Linked DNA regions of Homo sapiens: region 2 is linked to region 1. Evidence: chromatin loops called from intact Hi-C (ENCODE). Cell type or tissue: heart left ventricle. All regions are shown on one strand.

Region 1 (2,500 bases):
CACAAGTACTTCTCATGTAAAGATATTTTCTAAGATGAATGTTTTAAAGGTAAAATGTTAAGATTGTATATGTCTCAACAGTTTCTAAACACAATTAAGCATGAAGTGATCACAAACTCATCAATTTATGCCCCTCTGTCATAATCATTATGAGCATCCCCTTTCACTCTAAAAAATGGCTCCGACTGCATAATAAATTATATGGTTGTGCTGATCAGGAGGAGCATTTGGAAACAGGACCTTTATTGAGTTGTTACGTCATAGAATTCTATCTTTGCCGTTAAAGATTTTGTAATCTCAAGCAGAAAACTCTGAAATAATATTCAGTGTAGAGGGAGGGTGAATGTTTCTGTCTTGTGTTAAAGAAATATGCAAGGGGTGGCCTCAAGTTCTCATTTCTGACTTCCTTTTCTGGTAATGCCGGCCGGAGCATCTCCAAGAAGTTTAATCTTCCTTTGTACAGGGTTAAGAAAGGAACAAAGGACAGGATTTTTCTAAACAATGATATGTGCAAGTCATTATTTAGAACATGACATATGTACAAACATATCTTTCACATGAGCAAGGCAAATACAACTCACTTGGATTTTCCTGCTAAACGTATACAATGGGCTGCCAAAAGTTTCAGTCTCAGGAAATTAGAAAAAACACCAAGGGAGGTCTCTGACCACTTGATTAAGTCTAGAACCTGCCACTAATAGAAAATTCAGTGGAGAGATTCTTATCTTTCTGTGGCTGTTGCAACAATGAGGAGACATATATGTAAATACTAATGTTGCTACCTAACCACAGCATTGAAACAGAATTCTTTCCTTATAGCCTTGGACTGCTTAGTCATCCTGAGAGAGTACCCCTCTCTCAAATGCTCCCTCTACAACAGTGAGACTGTGATGAGAACAATTGCAGTTCAACAATCTGTTGAAGGAGGGAGAAGCCAGGAGCTCCAATACTGACTGGTGTATGGATCTCCTTCAGTCTGATTCTTTCTTAGTTTCTTGCTAGTTCAGTGTCCCCTAGTGGTAACTGGCCTCATTAATGAACAAGCTGGTCACAGGAAATAGACTGGGAGACCTGTATAATCATGGTCTCTTTCATTTGTGTTTTATAATGAACACAAATTCTTAGGACCTACTAAGTGCCAGGTAGTACATCTTCTCATTAACTCTCTGAGTAGGAGATTAGCAACATCTAAAATAAGAAACAGAGGTTCTTATCTACAGAGATAAGAAAACGGAGGTTCAAGGAGCCTAGGTGGCATAGCCAAAGATTGGTATGTTGTAAGAGTCAGAGCCAGGATTTGAAACTAGGATGTTTGATCCTTAGTCCTAATGTTGTTGTTGTTGTATTTGTTGATTTTTAACTGTATTCTCATGTTTCATGAGTCCAAGATGACAGACATTTTCTAGACACAAATACAGCATAGTGGCAATTAGGAAAGGAGCCTCAAGATCACTGAATCTCTTCTGCCTCACCTTGGCTGCCTCTGACCTTTCTGACTTTGTGAGGGTTGGGAGGGCACAGGATAGAATGAACAAAGAACTGGCCTTATTTGGACACACCTGGGTTTACATCCTAGCCCCACCACTCCACCATTCACTCAATAAATATCTATGGAGTACCAACCATACTCTAGGCCCCAGAGACACAGTGATACAGAACCGAGAAAATATTCTTCATTGTATTTCTCTTTCTTTCTGATCCCCAGTTCTGTCAACTCTAAAATTGAGGTGGGTATACCACTGAATATTTTTGGAAGGTGAATATTAAAAGTTATCTAACATGTTATGAAAAGAAAGATAGCTGGTAATTGAGGGCAAAATAGTAATACTGATGGCCCAGTGCAAGGCAGCTTTTGCAAGCTGAAGACAACTGATTGGTCCAATATTCTTAGAACCCTCTTTTGAGCTGGCTGTCTTTAGATATAACGAAATCTGTGTACCATCACATATTTTACTTAGCCAAGTCCTGAATTCTGTTTGTGACATTAAAGGAATGATTTATCTCTTCATCCACTCCAAGCTACGGAGGTGACAGTTCATAATTGTGGAGTTGGGTGTCCAGTGTTGCCACAAAAACAATGGAAAAACTGATATGTTTCCCAGACAAAGGTTGGTGTCTAGATATTTGAGATGATGTCTTTTGAGGAATATATTTAAAAGACTGAATGGTAACATGTTTTTCGTGAGCAATATTTTATGTTATAGTGATGCTAATATAATATTTACTTAGAACTTTGGGTATCTCAGAGCATATTGTTCCTTAAGGAACTTTGTGTTCCTTTTTCTAATACAATAATTGAGAAAACTGGCTTAGGAAACTAAGAAATCACTGAATGTTAGAGCATGAGCATAACTTAAAGATTTTCTAATTCAACCTCCTCATTTTACAGACTGGAACGCAAGTGAGATTATGTATCTTATTCAAAGTAATTCTTTAATTAATTCAACACATATTTATTGTGTGTCTTTCATGTGCTCGGTACTATTGTTCTACATGTTGG
Region 2 (2,500 bases), 510 kb before region 1:
AAAATAAATCTGGTCATTTTCATATTAATACATATAGACCTACATCTGCACTTTTAATGGTATTTTTTCTCTGGATGTATCATAAGTTATTAAACCAATATCCTATTGATGATGGATGCATAAAATTAAGGTAAGGAAATCAGACTATCTGTGTTGGAACCCATGGTATGCCTCTTATTAGCTGTGTGACCTTGGGCAAATTTATTTAAATTCTCTGGACCTCAGCCTCCTCATCTGTAAAAGTGGGGAAAGTAATAGTGCGTACTTCCTAGGATGATCATGAGAATGAATGAATGCATGTGAGCCACCTATTGCAGTGCTGGTATACTGTAAATGCTCAGTGTTAGCCACTAGGTTAAGTATCTTTAGAATGGTAGTGGTAAAGGAGAAAGCATAATCAAATAAGCTGAATGGTAACATATTCACAGACTAGAGAACTGAAATACAAAAGTGACATTAGGAATAGATCGGAAAGAATGTCTATCTGTAGTGTTCATTTGACATAGTGGAGAATCTTTGCCTTTGTTTTTCAGGAAACACAATTGTTCTTGGCTCCACTTTAGAGGATGCACATGGCTCAGTGCAGGGTGAGATTGATTTTGGCAACTGAATGGAACATTGGAGAGTTGAGTTTTAAGGCTCATTTGTGAAAAACAATAGCAATAAAGCAATTGACTAAAATGTCCTAATACAAGAAAATGATTGTTTAGAGTGTTGGATGTGATTTTTGGCTCTTGAATAAATTGCTTTGTTCCATTCATGAGAATAGCAGGGATTTTAACAAACATTATACAGTATTTTAAATTTTAGAAGAGCTTAAGTCTTGCATAATTTTATTTACTGTTGAGTAAAACGACTATACAGAACTATATTTCATTCACGTGTGTATATATGCCACACTATTAGAGTTCCCTTGAATTTATATAATAATGATAAGAATAATTCTGCATGCTTGTATAGTGCTTAAAACTGTTGTATGAATTTTTCAATTTTTAGAGGATTGCTTCCTTTTTTTAATTATATACTCTGATTAATCACTACTTTTGAAAAAAAGTAAGAAATCAGATCAAACTTATTTAACCTCAGGTTAAAGAAAAGAAAATGTGTTTTTTTTTTTAGTTGTGGAGAAAATGCATAGCCAAGAAAATCCCTGTTGAAATGTAAATTTTATAATAACATGAACTATAAAAAAATCATATGAGTGGCCGATGCCATTAAAATCAATTGATTTCTGTCGGACACAAACTACAGAAATCCCTTGTCAGAGAGGAGGAATATAGTTATTTTTAACTTGGTAACAAAATATTAATTTTGCATTATTTTTACCTGTAAAACCTTTCGGGAAGAGACAAATTACTTCCCCGTTGCCTAAGACAAAACAAAATGAAAACCATGTAAATTCTTTCATTGCACAAACTATTGCATTCCAGATGGTGGTGCTGTTCTCATTGAAAGAACACATCCCAAAAATGGTTTTGTTTTTTTTTTTTGAGGTAAAATTTTGCAATTACTCTTTCATTTATAAATTAAACTGTTAAGACAACAATAAATTATAGATACACTTTCTACTAGCCTTTAAAACTATTGTTTTTAGATTTGGGATTACTTTAATCTATAGTGATTAATCAACCATGTACTTAGCAAAAAGATAGTGGTGTGGTATATTTATTTATGGTGGGTAGTGGTATAAAAGTGTACAACACCATTCTTTGTATTTGAAAAGCAAAATATCCAAAGAATGCCACTATCTTTTTAAAACACAGTGCTACATTTATGAAGACACAAAAACCTATAGAAAAGGTGCAAAATTTTAAGACAAATCATTACTCAGATGGTTAAATGGAATTGCTAGTCAGATTCCAGCAGGGAAGCAGACTATTAAAGTCACACAATATATAACTGCCAACAGCTTTGCTTTCATTTTAGATAACATTTTGTTGTTGTTATTTCATTTTTTCAGTTTCATATTTTTATTCCAGTCACTTCCTAAGAAATGAAAATTTCTTTCTTTCTATAACATTTGCTTTATGAAATAATGCCCAAATATTCATATGTAGCTCTCTGAATGCCTGTGGATGCTTAAAGAAAAAATATCACCACATATTTATTTAAATTAGATGAAATCCAAATGTTTCCTGTGCAAGGACTGCAGTAGTTCTGTGAATTTGGGCGGGGATTGTCTCTAGTGTGGAAGTTGTTCCCCGGGTAGAAGCTCATATTAAAATGATTAAACACATCTTTCACTGTAAGAAAAACCAATCACTTTCTGTCAGGAAACTAGACATCCCATGTCCCCTTCCCTGCATCAAAATATCCTTAAAGGTTTTAAACTATTTTCTTTCCTTAGAAGAGTAAACAGTGCAGTTGACTCAGAAAGGAATCTGAGTCAGAAAGGAATCAGACTGGGATCAGTCTGGGATTCTGGAATCCATCAACCACTGACTTTTGGCCTTAGGCAAGATGCCTCACTTGTCTAAGCTGTTCCTTATACATAAATGAA

What was found. A loop is a pair of places that touch in the nucleus more often than their neighbours do. Peaks named below come from ENCODE experiments on the same cell type or tissue, not always from the same donor. Only the 100,000 strongest peaks of a DNase experiment are listed, where the experiment ranks them.
Region 2: it touches region 1 in a loop (3-fold over the local background); 40 of 110 quality-filtered maps call a loop at or near these places.

The regions. Positions count from the first base shown.
Region 1 is chr12:46,660,563-46,663,062 of GRCh38, forward strand. No RefSeq gene overlaps it. Among named protein-coding and RNA genes, the nearest start is that of SLC38A4, 160 kb to the right of the region's middle. In heart left ventricle, a CTCF peak has its summit at 1,015 (motif pointing left); no DNase peak of the experiment used is centred here; H3K27ac peaks cover 949 bases.
Region 2 is chr12:46,152,025-46,154,524 of GRCh38, forward strand. No RefSeq gene overlaps it. Among named protein-coding and RNA genes, the nearest start is that of SLC38A1, 120 kb to the right of the region's middle. In heart left ventricle, a CTCF peak has its summit at 1,416; no DNase peak of the experiment used is centred here.